Linked DNA regions of Homo sapiens: region 2 is linked to region 1. A link is an interaction called in ENCODE POLR2A ChIA-PET data of the cell type or tissue named here. Cell type or tissue: Caco-2. All regions are shown on one strand. Links, peaks and the distances in the headings refer to the core of each region. The heading gives the core; the rest is flanking DNA.

Evidence for each region. Peaks named below come from ENCODE experiments on the same cell type or tissue, not always from the same donor. Only the 100,000 strongest peaks of a DNase experiment are listed, where the experiment ranks them.
Region 2: POLR2A ChIA-PET joins it to region 1 with 8 read pairs; 1 of 35 experiments calls an interaction of 5 or more read pairs at or near these places.

The regions. Positions count from the first base shown.
Region 1 is chr11:63,853,313-63,858,806 of GRCh38, reverse strand. The region is part of intron 1 of MARK2 (microtubule affinity regulating kinase 2); the gene reads right to left. Among named protein-coding and RNA genes, the nearest start is that of MARK2, 17 kb to the right of the region's middle. In Caco-2, for the core only: no CTCF peak of the experiment used is centred there; a DNase peak (open chromatin) is centred at 2,636.
Region 2 is chr11:65,812,504-65,817,766 of GRCh38, reverse strand. All of the region lies in intron 3 of LOC124902693, which reads left to right. Among named protein-coding and RNA genes, the nearest start is that of SNX32, 19 kb to the left of the region's middle. In Caco-2, for the core only: no CTCF peak of the experiment used is centred there; DNase peaks (open chromatin) are centred at 150 and 2,763; H3K4me3 peaks cover 670 bases.

The sequences.
Region 1 (5,494 bases), core at 230-5,229:
ATCAACCAATCGAGGACAGGGATTATCAGTCCTATCTCTGTTTACAAAAGAGTTCTCACACTGTCTGGAATCCCTTTACTCTTACTGATGACGTCAAATGGCTTTCTTCATGTGGGTGATAGCTACTGATATTTATTGTATTAAAATTAAAACTGGCCAGGCACAGTGGCTCAGGCCTGTAATCCCAGCACTTTAGGAGGCAGAGGCAGGTGGATCACGAGGTCAGGAGTTCGAGACCAGCCTGAACAACATGGTGAAAACCCTATCTCTACTAAAAGTACAAAAATTAGCCGGGTGTGGTGGCGCATGCCTGTAATCCCAGCTACTCAAGAGGCTGAGGCAGGAGAATCACTTGAACCTGGGAGGTTGCAGGGAGTGGAGATCGTGCCATTGCACTCCAGCCTGGGTGATAGAGTGAGACACTGTCTCAAAAAAAAAAATTACAACTGAGAAAATGTTACACTATTAACTCATGTAAAATTATATTACAGGGCCAGGCACAGTGGCTCATGCCCGTAATCCTAGCACTTTGGGAGGCCGAGGCAGGCAGATCAATTGAAGCCAGGAGCCTAGCCAACATGGCAAAACCCTGTCTCTACTAAAAATACAAAAATGAGCCAAGTGTGGTGCTGTGCACCTGTAATCCCAGCTAGTTGGGAGGCTGAGGCACAAGAATCGCTTGATCCCAGGAGGCAGAGGTTGTAGTGAGCTGAGATGGTGCCACTGCACTCCACCCTGGGTGACAAAGCAAAACTCCATCTCAAAAAACAAAACAAAACAATAATAACGATGATAATATAGCCAGGCACAATGGCTCATGTCTATAATCCCAGCACTCTGGGAGGCTGAGATGAGAGGATTGCTTGAGCCTGGGAGGTTGAGACTGCAATGAGCCGAGATCATGCCATTCCACTCTAACCCGGGTGACAGAATGAGAACTTGTCTCAAAAAATAAAAAAATAAAAAAAAAATGTATCAACCAAAGTCATGGAGAACCAAACCAAGTTTTGTCTACAACCATGATTCTTACAGTTTTTGGTTTCAGGACTCTTTGCATTTTGAAAAATAACTGAACACCCAGAAGCTTTTGTTTATATGAATTTTATCTATCAGTATTTACTATATTAGAAATTCAAGTGAGGAAAAATTTAAATATGTATCAATTCATTTAACAGAACATGAGTAAACTCATTACATGTAAACATAAATGACTTATTTTTAATAAAAAACTTATTTTCCAAACCACAACTAAATATATACCAAAGGAAGTCTACCTGATGAACTAATCTTATAATGCAATCAAAACAAAACAGCTGACCAAAAAACAGGCTGGGGCGGTGGCTCATGCCTGTAATCCCAGCACTTTGGGAGGCCAAGGCAGGCAGATCACCTGAGGTAAGGAGTTCGAGACCAGCCTGACCAACATGGAGACCAGCCTGACCAACATGGAGAAACCCCGTCTCTACTAAAATGCAAAAATCACTTGGTGGCAAGTGCCTATAATCCCAGCTACTGGGAAGGCAGAGGCAGGAGAACTGCTTGAACCTGGGAGGTGGAAGTTGCAGTGAGCCAACATCGTGCCACCACACTCCACCCTGGGTGATAAAGTGAGGCTGTCTCAAAAAACAACAAATACTAACAAATTAAAGAAAGAAAACGAACAAAAAGGAAATGAGTATAAAAACTGAAAAATTTAGGCCGGGCGTGGTGGCTCATGCCTGCAATCCCAGCACTTTGGGAGGCCGAGGCGGGCGGATCATGAGGTCAGGAGATCGAGACCATCCTGGCTAACACGGTGAAACCCCATCTCTAATAAAAATACAAAAAATTAGCCGGGCATGGTGGGGGGCGCCTGTAGTCCCTCCCAGCTACTCGGGAGGCTGAGGCAGGAGAATGGCGTGAACCCGGGAGGCAGAGCTTGCAGTGAGCCGAGATGGCGCCACTGCACTCCAGCCTGGGCGAGAGAGTGAGAGAGCGAGAGAGCGAGAGAGACTTTGTCTCAAAAAAAAAAAAAAAAAAAAAAAAAAAAAAAAAAAAACATGAAAAATTTAAAAATGGAAAAAAATGAGAAAAATAAAAAACAAGACAGGTTGCAGTGGCTCATACCTGTAATCCTAGCTCTTTGGGAGGCCGAGGTTGGCGGATCACTTAGGCCAGGAGTTCGAGACCAGCCTGGCCAACATGGCGAAACACTGTCTCTACTAAATATACAAAAATTAGCCGGGTGTGGTAGCGCACACCTGTAATCTCAGCTACTTGGGAGGCGGAGGTGGGAGGATCAACTGAGCCTGGAGAGGTCAAGGCTGCAATGAGCTGAGATCACGCCACTGCACTCCAGCCTGGGCAACAGAGTAAGACTCTGTTTCAAAATAAATAAACCAACAATAAAGAAATTAAAAGGGAAAATGAGAAAAAAATTTAAGAAATAAAGAAAAAAGGGGAGAAAAAGAATAAACAAGCCATATATTTAAAAAAAAAAAAAAAACAAAAAAAAAAAACCCACAGGGCCAGTGGTGTATGTATCAGAAGGAGGAAATCAGTTATCTTTGGTCAAAGTCCCTCACATCACAGAGAACTAGCTTCTGGAACCAGAAGGACTGCAAACCAAAGTACTGAATGCCTCTTTGAGGCCCAGGCAGGGATTATACTGGGGCTGGGAACCAGCAAAACAAGAGCTCCTTATGAAGTCAAAGCAAGTAACCAACCAACCGATCAAGACAAGGGCCCCATGTTTTGTCTGCTACCGTGGTTTTCTCACCTTTGGTCTCAAGAACTCTTTATATGCTTAAAAAATTATTGAGGACTACACAGCTATCTTATTAGAAATTGAAACTAATTTTAAAAAATATTTATTAATCCATTCAAGATCATAAATCCACATGTTTATGCTAATAATCTTTTTAAAATAAAAAACCTGTATTTTCCAAAACAAAATGAAATTTCACCACAAGAGTAGCAGTGCTTTACATTCTTGCACATCTCTTTAATGTCTGGCTTAATGAAAGACAGCTGACTTCTCTCTGCTTCCACATTCAATGTGTTTTCATAAGTTGTTTTGGTTGAAACATATGAAGAAAATCTCACTTCACAGAGACATGTAGTTGAAAAATAGAGTTCAACAGCCTTTCAGATACTGAGGATTTTCTTCTTTGATACTACACCAAAATTCAACAAGTGGTAGTTTTTAAAGGCTAGTTGCAATGTGGAACCTGAAATTTTATCAAGGAACATTTCATATACTTTTACATTAGTCATCCTGCACTGTTTTTTTTTTTTTTTGTTTTTGAAATAAGGTCTCACTCTGTTGCCCAGGCTGGGGTACAGTGGCACAATCACAACTTACTACAGCCTTGACCTTGGGCTCAAGAGATCTTCTCGCCTCAGCCTCCTGAGTGGTTAGGACTGCAGGTGCATATCACCATGCTTAGCTAATTTTTTAAACATTTTAGCAGAGATGATGAGGTCTTGCCATGTTGCAGAGGCTGGTCTTGAACTTCTGACCTCAAGCGATCCTCCCTCCTCAGCTTCCCAAAGTGCTGACATTACAGGCGTGAGCCACCATGCCTGGCCTCGTCCTGCACTTTGAATGGCTCTTTTACCCACTAGCAATCTGGAAAATATTTCTTCACTGAATTGTGCAGAATTTCCAAACACTGACGTTTCACACAATGTCAAAAAATCACATTCATTAATTTTACTACCAATCTCGGAAAAGTTTTAGCAGACACAAGTTTTCCAAAATTCTAATTTTCACTTGAAAACTTGAATTTTATCACTGGCAACAATGACAGGCTCACTTTGTTCATTTTCATAAAATGTCCATATGAACAACTCTAGTTTGTCCATCAGTTGTTCTTTCAAGAAAAAATTATGATCCCTGCAGCTGGTTCAGCTCCAACACATGTGCTTTCCTCAAGTTTGGCATACAGCAGCAATGCCTCATGAATACTTTGTATTTCCTCACTTGGAATACCCTTTTTTTTTTTTTTTTTTTGGGATGGTGTCTCGCTGTTGTTGGTCCAGGCTAGAGTGCAATGGTGCGATCTCGGCTCACTGCAATTCTCCTGCCTCAGCCTCCCGAGTAGCTGACATTACAGGCACCCACCACCATGCCCAGCTAATTTTTGTATTTTTAGTAGAGACAGGGTTTCACCATGTTGGACAGGCTGGTCTCGAACTCCTTACCTCAGGTGATCCACTCGCCTTGGCCTCCGAAAGTGTTGGGATTACAGGCGTGAGTCACTATGCCTGGCCTAAAGAGACCTTTATTAAAGGGTTGATAAAATAAAAGACTGGGCATGGTGGCTTATGCCTGTAATCCCAGCACTGTGGGAGGCTGAGGCAGGTGGATCACTTGAGGTCAGGAGTTTGAGACCAGCCTGGCAAACATAGTAAAACCCTGTCTCTACCAAAAAAAAAAAAAAAAAACAAATAGAAAAACTAGCCAGGCGTGGTGGTGCGGACCTGTAGTACCAGCTACTGGGGAGGCTGAGGTGAGAAAATCACTTGAACCCGGGAGGCAGAGGTTGCAGTGGGCGGAGGTTGCACCAATGCACTCCAGCCTAAGTGACACAGTGAGACCTTGTCACACACACACACACACACACACACACACACACAGAATTAATAGTCTTGGCCAGGCATGGTGGCTCATGCCTGTAATCCCAGCACTTTGGGAGGCCGAGGCAGGTGGATCACCTGAGGTCAGGAATTCCAGACCAGCCCGGCCAACGTGGCGAAACCCTGTCTCTACTAAAAATACAAAAATTAGCCAGGCGTGGTGGCAGGTGCCTGTAATCCCAGCAACTTGGGAGGCTGAGGCAGGAGAATCACTTGAACCCAGGAGGCAGAGGTGGCAGTGAGCACAGATCACGCCATTGCACTTCAGCCTAGGAGACAGAGTGAGACTCTGTTTCAAAAAAATAAATAGATAAAAATTAAAATAAATAAATAAATAAATAAGTAAATAAAAAAAATGATAGTCTTTAATCCTTCATTCAAGACATTCTCAAGTAAAAATGGCTTTTATTTTTCAACCACAAGTTTGTGGTGGGAAAGAAGACCATGACAATGACCACTAGTAGAGCTTAGTGCCACTTCCTTGATCCATGTTACGGCGTCAGCAGTTTTCTCCACCACTGCTTCTGCACCAAGGGTGCAAATGGAAATAAAGTTGTTCCAGGATAAGTCATGAGATTCAGGAAGTTATTCAACCCTTTGAATATTTATCACCATTTGTATCTGCTGCTGAGCATTCACATAAAATAAATTATTCTTTGATGAGCAGTTGGTGCTGATACAGCAAGTCGAGCCACATCTATAGATTTGCTCATTTGTAAGGTGAAAGTAAAATTCTGTAAATAAGATATTAACTTGGTCTTCATGTGTGCAGCTACATCTTTTTTTTTTTTTTTAGTTTCGCTCTTGTCGCCCAGGCTGGAGTGCAATGGCACGATCTCGGCTCACTGCAACCTCCATCTCTTGGGTTCAAACG
Region 2 (5,263 bases), core at 1-5,000, 2.0 Mb before region 1:
TTGGCATTTGTTCAAAGTCCAGTTCTAATAGCTTTTGGACTGTGGTTTAATTTTAACCATAAAGCATTCTTTTGGAATAATTGCTTTTGAATCTGGGAAGAGCCAGCTGGATACAAGGCCATAAACACCCCCCTGCGGGGAATGTACAGGCTTTAAGTTACGTTTTTTTACCACTAGCATTTCTCTTTATCTTTTTTCTTTTTTTGGAGACAGGGTCTGGCTCTGTTGCCCAGGCTGGAGTTCAGTGGTACAATCAGAGCTCACTGCAGCCTCATCCTCCTGGGCTCCAGCGATCCTCCCATCTCAGCCTCCCGAGTAGCTAGCTGGGACCACAGGCACGCATCACTGGCTAATTTTTTTTTTTTTTTTTAGAGACAGGGTGTTGCTATGTTGCCCAGGCTGATCTCAAACTCCTGGTCTCAAGTGATCCTCCTGCCTCAGCCTCCCAAAGTGCTGGAATTACAGGCCTGAGCCACCATGCCTGGCCTAGCATATCTCTTTTTTTAAAAAAAGGAGACTGATGGGGGTTGGGGGGATGCAAATTGTGAGTAGATAGGTGGGATTGGAGGAGAGTTTGAACATCTGCTTTAATCAACTAAATGGTGTCTTAGAGCTGTCCTGCGGGCAACCATGTGGCCTCAGATTTCTGGGACAATCTCAATTTCTGGGACAGAGGACTGGCCCACTGGCCCTTTGTTAGGCTACGCATCAGACCACCACCAATTTCCAGTTCTGAAATTGTGGTCACCAGAGAGACCTATCAGCAGCCATAGACATTATCTCCTTCGGAATGACTGGACCCAGGCAGCCAGGCAGAGCTGGGGTCCCCAGAGCTCCTGGCACTAGCCGGAATATTTCCAGTTCCTCTTCTTCCCTTACAGCACAAGTCCTTTGGTAATCATTGCTCATATTTGTAGAACCTTAGAGAATTTTGGATGTAGCAGGACAGAAATTGGTTGCCTGCCATTTTGTGGCTTGGGTGGCATACATCTTGTTTGGCAATTAAAAAAAAAAGATGAGAAGAAAATGGGATATGCAATGGAGACCAATTCAAGAAAAAGTGATTTATGCCAGTCCTAGCTGAGGCAGATGAATTTGGGAAGACTTACTTGTTTTCTAGAAATAGTCTTCACTTGACCAGAGATTCATACTTGGGCGTATTTAAATACAGAGCTCTTCTGGAGCATTTGACTAGAAGGACAGAAAACCAGAGACTAATTAACCAGTTGTTACCAGCGGGAAATCCGTTTTTGTTTGTTTGTTTGTTTGTTTGTTTTCTTTTTGAGGCGGAGTCTCGCTCTGTCGCCAGGCTGCAGTGGAGTGGCGTGATTTTGGCTCACTGTGCAATCTCTGCCTCCTGGGTTCAAACCATTCTCCTGCCTCAGCCTTCCAAGTAGCTGGGATTACAGGTGCACTCCACCACACCCAGCTAATTTTTGTATTTTTAGTAGAGACGGGGTTTCACCATGTTGGCCAGGATGGTCTCAATCTCCTGATCTGGTGATCTGCCTGCCTTGGCCTCCCAAAGTGCTGGGATTATAGGCGTGAGCCACTGCGCCAGGCCAAGAGATCAGTCTTACATGAAAATCAAGGGTTCAGTTACCCAGTGGGTCAGTAAGAGATGAGGCTTTCATTTAGAAAAACCGGAGCCTGAGGCCGGGCGCGGTGGCTCACGCCTGTAATTCCAACACTTTTGGAGGCCAAGGCAGGTGGATCACGAGGTCAGGAGTTCAAGACCAGCCTCGCCAAGATGGTGAAACCCTGTCTCTACTAAAAATACAAACATTAGCTGGGCGCAGTGGCAGGCAGCTGTAATCCCAGCTACTTGGGAGGCTGAGGCAGGAGAATCGCTTGAACCTGGGGGGCAGAGATTGTGCCACTGCACTCCAGCCTGGATGACAGAGTGAGACTCCATCTCAAAAAAAAAATTAAATTAAAAATAAAAGTAGAAAAATTGGAGCCTGTGCAGCTCTCCTGAGGGCAGATGCATAAAGCTGGGTGCGCCCCTCCAGCCTGCTGGGTCCCACAGAAGCTCAAGAGGCAGGGGCCATGTCTTTCACCACTTGTCACTGCTATAATTCCCTGTTTAGAACTCTCAGTGAGTGTCAGATCAACACATTCATCCACCATATCCCGTGTGTATAAGAACAATCCATCACTCCTGACCTAATCCAGCACAGAACAGAACTTCTGGAAGAGGACTAAAGAAGAGAAAGAGTGGAAGTGTCACATGCCCAGAGGAAAATAGATGCGACAGAGATGAATAAAACAAAACAAAACAAAAGGAAGAAAGCCAAGCTAATCTGGGAGTTCCATCACGGCTAAGAACGCATCTTTGTTTTGTCACGCGGTTTCTAGCCCGGCTCAGACCTGGGCTGCGGCACCTCAGGCATCTCCTTTCATCTCTCGGCTTTTCTCCTGGCTCCCGGGCGCTTCTCGAGACTTTTTGGACCTGGACTGGTCCATGGCAGAACACCTCTTTCCTGAGTCCTCCCTATGCACCTGCCCAAAGCGGGGGATTGGGGTGGCACTCTCCAAGATGCCAGGCTCCTCAAATGGAGCCATCACCCCCTAGGCTGTACTTGGCATTGTCTCCAAGGAGCCTGGGGAGGTAACCGGTTGGGGACTGATTCACTTGGGAGGGAGGGAGCGAGTGCAGATTGCAGATGCTATCTAGTCGGGCCAAGTCAACCTGGGGAAGGGCAGGTCTGTGTCTCAACTGGTTTAGGGGTGGGAGAGTGGGATTGGAACTTTTACACCTTGCATTCTTAGGACGTCACAATGGTTTTCCCAAGGCCTCCTTATCTGAGGGTGTTTACCTATTCAACCAGCATACGCAGGTTCAGGACTCCCACTTTGTCCGGGTTCTGTCCTCACAGGCACAGGAAGATTAATGCGAACAACAGGGTCTGACAAACCAAAACTCACAGATAAGAGACTTGGGTTATTAGGGCAGATGCCAGAAGTCATGGGATCTTCACGGGGTGGCTGTAGGCTGAGCAATCTCCCTCGGGATGTGAGGGGGTGTATTTCTGCGTTATTGGTCATTGAGAAATTCCCTAATCTTAGAGAGAAAAGGAATGAAACCAAGGGCTTGAATCGGAGTATACGTAGTTGACCTAATTATAAGGTTGTCCATCCATCTGTTTAATAAATAGTTCCATGATGTGGGACGGCAAGGTCACTCATAGCCCTGAACATTAACAACGTTTTCCTAAGGTTCTGGAAAAAAAGTGGTAACCATGTGTTCAGCTGCAGGCTTGTTCTGTCTCAGGCCTCAGGCTGACATGAATCAGAAATAGAGGGAAATGTGGAAGTGGCATTGCAAATATTAGTTCTAAAAACGGACTGGGAAGAGAGAGTGCCTCTAGACCCAGTCATGGCCTAGCCAAGCCCCAGAAGAATGACATCACCCATTGTGCCTCGTGGGGAGCCCCTGAGGCTGTCATGGATTTGTAGTCCTATGTGGGACAGCGCTGCTGACGCGGTTATTTCCTGCACTAGACCTACCCTGTCAGCAAGACACTGTTTACATGAGCTGAGTGCCAAGTTGCGGCACATTATGCACAATCGCTTTTAAGTTCAATTAAATTAACGTTTAGAAACATTGTAGATAGAAAAAGCTAAAGAGCATTTTAGCAAACAGTGATTACCTAGAGATGCAAGTGCTTTGAATTTGAGCATTAGAGAACTTGTGAATTTGTAGGAGTTAAGCAGGACAAGTACCCATCTAATGAATGTTCATAAGGGAAGCGCGCGTGTAGGAGGCATTTCAGGTAGCCCAGCGCAGACCAAGGAGGGAAGGAAACAGATAAGATGTCAGAAAACATCTTCAAATACCCAGAGTTGTTATCCCCTCCACGAAACATTGGAGGGCGAATTGTTTGGGTCAGTAAAATAGAATCATAAAGTGTGAAGAAGAAACCTGTGGAACATTCTGGAAGAATTGGTCAGAGATGGGCCGGGCGTGGTGGCTCACACCTGTAATCCCAGCACTTTGGGAGGCCGAGGTGGGTGGATCACCTGAGGTCAGGAATTCAAGACCAGACTAGCCAACATGATGAAACCCCGTCTCTACTAAAAATACACAAAATTAGCCGGGCGTTGTGGTGGGCGCCTGTAATCCTAGCTACTCAGGAGGCGGAGGCAGGAGAATTGCTTGAACCCGGGAGACAGATTGCAGTGAGCTGAGATTGCGCCACTGCAGTCCAGCCTGGGCAACAAGAGCGAAACTCCATCTCAAAAAAAGAAAAAAAAAAAAAAAGAATTGGTAAGAGATGAATACCCCATCACAGCCTCTTTGATTTCAGAGGTGAAATAGTTGAACCCCAGACCTCACTGTCAGATGTAAAGAGTCACTCCAAATTTATAAGCTCATTAAACTAGTATTTCTGACCGTTTACACATTTGGCTGTAGAGAAAATACACAGAATGCTTCCAGCCACACCTATGCCTACTCAAGCCACTTAGCTGACAAGCCACTTAGCTTTTTCTTCTAATTACTCGGGTGCGCGTCTCTGTTATTTACAAAGTTTGGTGAAGTCAGGGCAGGGGGAATTTATGGTTCGATACCCTTTCTAGCACAGAGGGGTAAAATTCAGCCTGTCTTTTGAAATCAGTCTGAACTGTCAAACTCCCAGTTGAGGACTCCTCTCCCCAAATCAGGAATCTTTTTTGTTTTCTCTGGCTATGGGCCACAGTCAGGGCTTTGGAGTTCATTTGTATGCCCTCCCCCATCCCCATTAGTGTTATTGTGTATATTTGAGGTACTTATTCTTCACTGACCATAGGTGAATAGGAGCTGGTTCACCTAAAAGCTCCCACTCCCCATTCACTTTTTTTTTTTTTTTTTTTTTTTTGAGATGGAGTCTTGCTCTGTTGCCCAGGCTGGAGTGCAGTGGTGAGATCTTGGCTCAATGCAACCTCTGCTTCCCAGGTTCAAGCGATTCTCCTGTCTCAGCCTCCTGGGTAGCTGGAATTACATGTGCCCACCACCACACCCGACTAAGTTTTCGTATTTTTAGCAGAGACGGGATTTCATCATATTGGTCAGGCTGGTGTCGAACTCCTGACGTCAGCTGATCCACCTGCCTTGGCCTCCCAAAGTGCTGGGATCGCAGGTGTGAGCCACCGCACCCAGCCCCCATTCACTTTTGTTTTAGGAAATGAGAAAGCTTCTGCCTTTTTTCTTTCCTTCCTTCCTTGGATGTTAGTTAAGATCAGTGAGGTAATGGTGATAAAGTACTTTGAATTACCTCAAGGA